Regions from separate parts of the Homo sapiens genome. Here regions 1 and 2 are each linked to region 3. A link is a contact called in ENCODE Hi-C or POLR2A ChIA-PET data. All regions are on one chromosome and are shown on one strand. Each heading gives the region's core, a stretch centred on a gene start or an enhancer-like site at or near the end of the contact. The rest is flanking DNA. Distances are from core to core; before and after follow the strand shown.

Region 1 (2,905 bases), core at 173-2,672, 170 kb after region 3:
ATGTGATGTTCAGCACATAGGTGCTTTATTATTACATAATACACATTTAACTGGGTAGTGTGGAGAACCAAAGGACTAAAAATAGTAAAGATAATTTTAAATTTAGTTGTGAAAGTGAGCTTTTGATAACGCAAAGTGAAACTTGGCTTGAATCTTGAGACCTTGGGCAAGTTACTGAGTTTATAAGCTTCTGTTTCCTCATCTGTAAAATGGAATTAATAATATCTGACTTTCAAGGCAGTCGTGAAGTGTGAAGGAGATAATTTATGTAAAGTACCTAATACAGTGCCTAATACATTGGAGGTGCTACAATGGAAGATATTATTATTATAATTGTTTGGTATGTGGACATTGGGGTAGAGTGAGAGAGCACAGACTTTATAGTAGAAGATTATATTTGATTCCTAGTTACACTACATAGTTGTGTGTTCTTAGGCAAATCAATTAATCTCTCTGAGATAGTAATATAGTGTGTAATCTCTGAGGATTGTTAGATTAGATATATCTACAGTGCAATACTTTATGGGCTCTCAGTAAAAGGCATCTGCTCCTGCTATTTTTAGTTATTATTTTTATGTTTTAGGATCCATATAACAGATAGGGAATCAGTCATTTAATTTACTCTAGAAATGTATTTGTGATCAAGGAGATACTGTTGATTAGTAGTATTTTTCTCCATCTGTTGAAGAAAAATAGCTGCAGAAACTGGATTTGAATTATGAGGTCTTTTCCCACCATGATAAAAAGTTTTTAGCCAGGTGCAGTGGCTCACTCCTGTAATCCTAGCACTTTGGGAGGCTGAGGCAGAGGAATCACTTGAGCTCAGGAGTTTGATTGCAGCCTGGGCAAACATAGTGAGACCTTGTCATTACAAATAATTCTAAAAAATTAGCTGGACATGGTGGTGCGTGCACGTGGTCCTAGCTACTCACGAAGGCTGAGGCAGGAAGATTGCTTGAGCCCAGCAGTTTGAGGCTGCAGTGAGCTCTGATTGTACCCCACTGCTCTCCAGCCTGGGTGACAGAGACCCTGTCTCAAAAACAAATTTAGGCCGGATGTGGTGGCTCACGCCTGTAATCCCAGCACTCTGGGAGGCCGAGGTGGGCGGATCACAAGGTCAGGAGATCGAGACCATCCTGGCTAGCACAGTGAAACCCCATCTCTACTAAAAATACAGAAAATTAGCTGGGCGTGGTGGCAGGCACCTGTGGTCCCAGCTGCCTGGGAGGCTGAGGCAGGAGAATGACTTGAACCTGGGAGGTGGAGCTTGCAGTGAGCCAAGGTCATGCCACTGCACTCCAGCCTGGGCGACAGAGCGAGACTCCGTCTCAAAAAAAAAAAAAAAAAAAAAAAATTTAGTCTTACATATTTTGTTAGTGGTTTCCGTTGTACACATGGATGTGCTCTGGTGCCTTTGACATGAACCTTCCAGATCTGTACTTCTTTGTTTTGTTTGTTTATAGCCAGTTAGTCATTATTGGTTCATGAGTACCATCCCCTGTTTTTTTTTTTGTTAGTTTTGGAAGACTTAATTTTTTTAGAACAGTTTCAGGTTTATAGCAAAATTGAGCAAAAAAAATACAGAGAGTTTCCATATACCTGTTGCCCCCACAAACCCACAGCCTTTCTTACTGTCAACATTCCTTACCAGAATAGTACACAGGAGATATAAGAAAAATCAAACCAATACAAACTCAGTATAACACAGCACCTCTGGTCACCAAAATGCGTGGGGATTTCTATCTACCAGCAACCCAGTCAATTCTTTGGCAGACACCAGCTGGGTATCCTACATTTTAACTCAATTCTGACATTATTTACTTGGAGATAGAATCAGATCCCACAGGTTGAGGGCTCAATCCCCTACTTAAATTGCAAGCCCCACGTTGTGTCCTGTGCTTCTGGCTGATTAGCCATAAATTGGGGTTACCACAGCTCCCTCTTTTGGTTCAATTAATTTGCTAGAGTGGCTCACAGAACTCAGGGAAACACTTCATTTACATTTATTGGGTTATCATAAAGGGTATTACAAAGGAGACAGATGGAAGAGATGCATAGGGCAAGGTATGTGGAAAGGGGCATGCCATGCCTTCTTCAGGTGTGCCACCCTCCTGGAACCTCCAAGTGTTCATCTATCCGGAAGCTCTCCAAACCCTGTCCTTTCGGGTTTTTATGGAAGCCTCATTACATAGGCATGATTGATTAAGTCATTGGCCATTTGTAATCAGCTTACCCTTCAGCTCCTCTTCCCTCTCTGGAGGTTGGGGGCAACCCTCTTATCATGCCTTGGTCTTTCAGGTGACCAGCCCTTATCCTTGAAGCTATCTAGAGATGTCCAGCCACTGTCATCTCATTAGCATGTAAAAGATACTCATCACTCCAGAGGTGCCAATGGTTTTATGAGGTATATGTCAGGAAAGGGCAAGAAGACCAATTATATGTTTCATAATTTGTTATAATCGATAAACCCACATTGACACATTATTTTCACCCTAAGTCCTTAGGTTACATTAGAGTTTATTCTTGGTGTTGTACTTTCAAGGATTTTGGCAAATGTAATGACATGCATCCACCACTGTAGTATCATGCAAAATAGGTTTACTACCCCAAAGATTCTCTGTGCTCTGGCTGTCCATCCCTTCCTCTCACCTAACCTTTGGTAACCACTGATCCTTTTCCTGTCTCCATAGTTGTGCCTTTTCCAGAATGTCATATAGTTGGAATCATATGGTATATGTAGCCTTTTCAGATTGGCTTCTTTCACTTAGTAGTGTGCATTTAAAGTTCTTTCATGTCTGCTCTTCATGACTTGCTAGCTCACTTGCTTGCTTATTCATTTATATATTTTTACTTTTTTGTTTTTTTTTGTTTTTGTTTTTGAGACAGAGTCTCACTCCATCGCCCA
Region 2 (2,900 bases), core at 253-2,752, 170 kb before region 3:
GTGGCTTGTGGGCCAGCAGGGAGAAGGACTTGTGTTCCACATAGGTGTAGAGGGCCTGGGGCCAGGGGTAGGGTGGGATCCCGGGCTGGGCCTTTTCACTTCATCCCAGCATCTTGAGGAGCTCTCATGTGCACCAGAGAGCCCAGAAGTCAGGAGCAGGCAGGAGCCCAGGGCAGGAATGCGGGCTGTGTCGCCTCTGCCCAGGTGTGGCTCTGACTCACCTTGGGCGCAGTCTTGAATGAGCATCCTGACAGGCAGATACAAACCAAGTGCCAAGGTACAACGGTCTGCCAACCCTGCCCCGTGGAGCCTGCTGTCTGCTGGGGATGACAAAGCAGGCACCTGGGATTTAGTGTGCCATATACAGTGTGTTATAGGGGCTTGTAGTTCAGCTCCTGTCTCAGCTCTGGGGTCAGGTTTCCCAGTGGAAGCAGTGTCTGCAACCTGAAGGATTAATAGGACCTGGCCTGATGAAAAGAGTGAGAAGGTGTCCTAGGAAGGGGTACAGCCTGGCCAAAGACCTGGAAGCAAAGCGAGAAGAACACGTTGGAGGCCCTGGCTCAAGCACAGACTGTCGAGAGAGGTGGCAGGAGCCAAGGTCTGCAGGGACTTGTGGACAGGGCAGGGAGTTTAGACTTTGTCCTAAGACAGCTCAGAGAACTGACTCGCCTGGAGACTCAGTTTGGGCCTGTCTTGCCCTTGGGTGACAGACCCATGATCTTTGACTCCCCTCTTCCTAGTGCTGAGCTTGTGGGGCCTGCCCAGGCTATAAGAGTGGGAGCTTGGAGCATTAGCCTCCAAGGGCAGGGGGCCCTCGGGTCAGCTGTTATCCCCAGGTCAGAGCTGAGCCCCCGCAGCTGCTGAGATCAACTTGGCATCTCCTCCCTGGTCTGTGTGGCCTTGACTCACAATAGTCTTTTTTCTCAAATGGACACACTGATTGCCCCAAGCAGACTGGTGAGTGGCCCTGGTCCCACAGTGGCCACAGTCTGGCCCCTTGCCCTGTGGTGATGGCTCTCTGGCTTCTCCTGGGGTCAGCCAGCCAGTGTTGGGTGTGCAGCTGGGCTGCCGATGGCATTTGGGGAGCAGTGTGTGTTTGAGCTGACATCCCAGGAGAGCTGGTGTCACCATCAGCATTGAACACCCAAAGGCCTTTCCAGCACCTTCCCCTCATGTGTCTGCAAAACATATATGTGGGGTCAGCACTGTTTTTTATTTTTTTTTCCTGGTGCACACTGCTTTCTTCTATAGAGAGTAAGTGCTACTCACCATAGAACTTCCTGAAAGCCTGCTAGGTCCCAGGCCTTGGTCTTGATTGTTGCCTTGTCTTTGGCCCAGGGGTACCTGTGGGTCTGGTCAAGGATTGGTTGCTGCAGAGAGGAGCCTGGAGGAAGGGAAAAGTGAATAGAGCGTGACAGTCAAACAGACTGACAGGGCGGGTTGCCGTGTCTGGGGCCCCGTGGTGACTGTGGGTTTCCTTTTGCAGTGTTCCTGCATCCGTTGTCAGAGGCCCTGCAGCTGGTCCCAGGGCTGAGCTGCTGGCAGGAGTTCCTCATGACATCCTCTTCCCTGCAATCTCAGGGACTAGGCCCACAGGTCAGCAGCCTTTGGAGGTGTCGTCCTTCCTCTTCCTCACTGTGAGGAAGGGCAGTTTGATTTCCATCTGAGGGACAGGGCAGCGGGGGTGGGGTAGAAGAAATGAGAGGAAGTGGCGCAGTCCTGACCCCGAGTTGCAGGCTGGGAGAAGCCCATGGGGTCTGAGAGCTGGAGGCACCACCAGCAGCAACTGAGCCCGGGGTGGGGTTGCAGGAGCTGGAGAGTCCAGGCCTAGATCGGGGGCTAGAGTGGCCAGTGCAGGAGGAAGTGTTTCAGGCCTCCCTGCAGGTAGACCTCACACATCTGCTGACCCCTCTGTGGTGAGACCTTTTCCTGCTCTCCCTTCCTGGAAGGCCAAGGGTCTCAGCTGTATTTGGGGAGAATGGGAGAGAGTACCTGCCAAAGGTTCAGGCAGGGGTAAGGGGCTTCCCAGTGCCAATGAGAAGGGATATCTGATATCTGTGTCTAGAAAATCCTTGCTTGGAGGTGGTGTAGAGTGTGCTGTGGAAGGGAGGTGTATGAAGAGGGGTCTGGGGTCTTAGTGGCATATCTTGGGGATAAGGAAGAAGAGCTTGATCTTAGAGTCAGACAGATCTGGGTTCCAGTCTTGGCTCTGCAACATAATGACTGTGTGACCGTAGGCAACTTACTTAGCTCCTCTGAGCCTCATCTAGCTAACCTGTAAATAGAGGTTAAAATCGCAACTCCTGCCTTATAAGGCCATGGTGGGAATTTAAAGGATATAAAGCACGTAGGATCTGCCTGGCACGGGTGCACCATCACCATCATCATTACTCCTATGACTACTTAGTGCCCTGCTGCCTAGGTGTGCCTCTTCACCCTTCCTCCCAGGCTGCCAGTATCTTCCACTCTTCTCCCCACCCCCAGCCGATGACCTTTCTTCTCTGAGGGTCCCAGGCCTGACTGTCTGTGCCCCTGGCACCCTTAGCTCTTCGGTGAGGGTGACAGGGAGGCCTCTGCAGCAAGAAGTTTCTGGGGTGATTCAGCCTTCCCCAAACCAGGCCCCCTGATTTCTTCAAAGCAAGTCCCTGTCTGAGCTTCAGAGGCTGCTGTGGTATCCTGAATGATGGCCCTCCTTGATGTGCAGGGTGGGAGTGGGAGGCTTCCCAGCTGAGCTCAGCTCCTCCAGGGCTGACCATACAGCTGTGGGTAAGCCCCTGTAAGACCTGCATCTGGCCTCTGGCCCCTGCCCTGGGCAGAAGCAGGCTTGTCCTGGAGCCGCAGGCCCCGCCTCATCTCCTTCTGAGCAGCCATCCCCATGGAGGGGGCGCACCCCTCCATCA
Region 3 (2,781 bases), core at 202-2,701:
CAAAGCGCTAGGATTACAGGCGTTAGCCACCGCGCCCGGCCTGTTTTGTTTTTAATATAAGTGTCTTTTTCCTTTCCTTACAATGTCTTTTTTTTGAGACGGAGTCTCGCTCTGTCGCCCAGGCTGGAGTGCAGTGGCGCGATCTCAGCTCACTACAAACTCTGCCTCCCGGGTTCACACCATTCTCCTGCCTCAGCCTCCCGAGTAGCTGGGACTACAGGCGCCCGCTACTACGCCCAGCTACTGTTTTGTATTTTTAGTAGAGACGGGGTTTCACCGTGTTAGTCAGGATGGCCTCAATCTTTTGATCTCGTGATCTGCCCGCCGAGACTTCCCAAAGTGCTGGGATTACAAGCGTGAGCCACTGCGCCTGGCCCTTACAATGTCTTTTAACTGAGCACTAGGTTTGAGGGACCTCTCAGTTTTGGAGCGGCAGGGACACTTCCCCAATCAGCTTTCCATTCCATTCCTGTTTCTTTACACTAACCTCCGGAAGGTTGGAAGCTACATCCCTTCTTCGTGTGAAAAGGGCAGGGACGGAAAAAAAAAAAAAGTGTAACTCCCCTCAAAGTGCCGGGCGCGGTGGCTCACCCTGTAATCCCAGCTCTTAGGGAGGCAGAGGCGGGAAGATAGCTGGAGACCAGGAATTCGAAACCTGCCTGGGCAATATAGCCCGGGGGCGCGGCGGGGGGGCATACACATAAGCGAAAAGCGTGGGGCGGGGGAGACACACAAAGTGAAAGGCGAACGAACACGGAACAATTAGCGGAGGTGAGTCACCTGGCGGCAGGAAGAGCGTGCCTCGCACCCGGCCCACGCGCACCGGCTCGCGCCGCACCCCGGGCGGGAGGAAGTAGCGCTCGTGCCGCGTCTGGCACAGCAGCCGCCCGGGGTCGGGGTCGTGGCCATCCAGCACCTCCAGCTCCACGGCCAAGGGCGTTCGCACGTCGCGCTTCACCAGCCGCACCAAAGGTTTCTCGGGCTCCAAGGCCCAGAGCAGCCCCATGGGCTCAAGCCCCGCGAAGCTGCCGCCCAGCGCGGGCGCGCGCTCCAGGTCCAGCTCGCCAAGAGTGTCGGCGCGGTAGCGCGCGTGGGCCTGGAAAAGCGCGCCCTTCTCGTCGCGCAGGGACGCGCGCAGCGTGACCGGCTGCTCCGGGGCTAGGCCGCGCACGGCGATTCGCACCGGTTCGTCCCAGCAGCAGCGGCCCGCAGGCTCCAGGATCAGCGTCGCCGCCATCCGAGCAGGAACCCTAATGATCTGACCAACCTGCCTCAGCTGTGGAGACCCCAGGAACTGCGCCGAACTCTTCAGGCTCCATTGGTACAGCCGGGACGCTCGAAGGACAGCAGGAGATGAGGCCATTTTGAATTCAGACCTGAGAACAACTGAATGGGGGTGGGGAGAAAGAAGCTTGTTAGACATCCTCTCGGGCTGCCGTCGCAGGCTAAGCGCCCACTAGGGCAGAGCTGTCTGCTAACGTGAGCGGGGAAGGCCAGAGTCCAGCCGATCAGCCAGACCAAATATAGACACACTGGAACTTGCTTAAAGTCTCCTGTGTTGAAACCTCCACTTTATGTTGGAAAGCTACTTCCTAGGTTTGCTTTTCAGAAGCTTGCTGGCCTGCGGAATGGGCTGGACCAGGGCTGGTTCTTAAAGAACCAGGCAGCTAGCAGTCTCCAGGCTCCAAACTCCTGATGGCGAAGAGGAATGCAGAGCTGGAGTTAGTTTTGATCACTTTGTTGAATAATTCACACTCATTACTAATCTTAGGGCTTTTCTTTCAAAATCTGCACCATGGTGTTTTGCTTTTGTGTTCTCTGTATATGCCTATCCTCCACATCAATCCCACATCGAAGGGTGCTGGCTTCTTACTAGCTGTGTGACCTCTGAGCTTCATTCCTTACAAGTGTAAAAATAGCCAAATGGGGTAATAGGTAGTAATTTCTCAAACTCCTGACTTTGTAATCCGCCCGCCTCAGCCTCCCAAAATGCTAGGATTTACAGGCATGAGCCACCGCGCCCGGCTAATAGTTATTATTTTGTTTTACTGGTTTCTCAATTATTGTCCCAGTCAGGCAAGGGTTACTTTTTTTTTTTGAGAGACAGGGTCTCACTACATTGCCAGACTGGAGTACAGCGGCAGTTTACCATCACTGCACTTACAAACCTCCAACTCCTGGTGCTCAAGCCATCTTCCTGACTCAGCCTCTCAAATACCTCAAAGGACTACCGGAGCTCCCCATGCATCGCGCTTTTTTCTACTTTTTCGTAAGCTATTGGTTTCACCAGAGGTGTGGTGTTTTTTTTTTTCATCACTTAAGCTTTAGGCCCCTGCCAAGCCCTTGTACCTGATTTTATAATTTCCTACCTGTGTAATTAGAGAAAGCTATAAATGTGTAGGCTTCAAACCCACAAAACCTGTGTTTGCCTCTGCTCCTAATAAGGCTGTCCTCAAGGTAAGCCTTTTTATCTCGTTCCAAATCTCTCATGTCCCACGTCATTAATCATACAATTCCCTGTCAGTTCTAATTACCTTTGTATAACACCTCAAGTATGTTCTGTGCCTAGAACTCTCAGGAAGTAAGAAGGCAAATAATTCTGTGTCTGGAATTGGTTCCTTCTGGTGGATTCTTGGTCTCGCTGACATCAAGAATGAAGCCGCAGACCCTCGCAGTGACTGTTACAGTTCTTAATACAGTTCTGAAAAGTAGTGTGTCTGGAGTTTGTTTCCTCTGATGTTCAGATGCGTCCGGAATGTGTTCCTTCTGGTGGGTTCATGG

Evidence for each region. Hi-C counts contacts between places; a loop is a spot of excess contacts on that map. ChIA-PET counts read pairs that join two places held with the same protein, here RNA polymerase II (POLR2A). Pooled maps may share reads with other maps.
Region 1: a loop to region 3 is called in a pooled map, with 4 times the contacts of the local background. The contact joins the enhancer-like site here to the promoter of ACOT2 in region 3. A Hi-C loop is called at or near these places in 4 of 50 pooled maps. POLR2A ChIA-PET finds 5 or more read pairs at or near these places in 2 of 52 experiments (GM12878 and activated B cell).
Region 2: a pooled map shows a loop between it and region 3 (2.8-fold over the local background). The contact joins the enhancer-like site here to the promoter of ACOT2 in region 3. A Hi-C loop is called at or near these places in 3 of 50 pooled maps. POLR2A ChIA-PET finds 5 or more read pairs at or near these places in 11 of 52 experiments (CD4-positive, alpha-beta T cell, H1, HEK293T and 7 more).

What each region holds. Positions count from the first base shown.
Region 1 is chr14:73,400,013-73,402,917 of GRCh38, reverse strand. All of the region lies in intron 2 of NUMB (NUMB endocytic adaptor protein), which reads left to right. Among named protein-coding and RNA genes, the nearest start is that of NUMB, 57 kb to the left of the region's middle. Within about 2 kb of position 1,422, at least 2 of the 41 ENCODE cell types and tissues checked have a DNase peak (open chromatin) inside an H3K27ac peak, as active enhancers do; they include GM12878, where a contact is called at or near this core.
Region 2 is chr14:73,742,378-73,745,277 of GRCh38, reverse strand. The region is part of intron 1 of MIDEAS (mitotic deacetylase associated SANT domain protein); the gene reads left to right. LOC124903345 (a long non-coding RNA gene) reads right to left here. Exons shown (of 3, transcript XR_007064264.1): 2 at 1,270-1,384. Among named protein-coding and RNA genes, the nearest start is that of MIR4505, 15 kb to the left of the region's middle. RefSeq lists a silencer at 1,378-1,672, cis regulatory regions at 2,884, 2,874-2,895 and an enhancer at 2,800-2,900. Within about 2 kb of position 1,502, at least 29 of the 41 ENCODE cell types and tissues checked have a DNase peak (open chromatin) inside an H3K27ac peak, as active enhancers do; they include CD4-positive, alpha-beta T cell, where a contact is called at or near this core.
Region 3 is chr14:73,567,883-73,570,663 of GRCh38, reverse strand. ACOT2 (acyl-CoA thioesterase 2) reads right to left here and starts at 1,451. Exons shown (of 3, transcript NM_006821.6): 1 at 781-1,451. The coding sequence starts at 1,423. It also overlaps a transcript of HEATR4 not described here. RefSeq lists enhancers at 671-840, 2,035-2,781.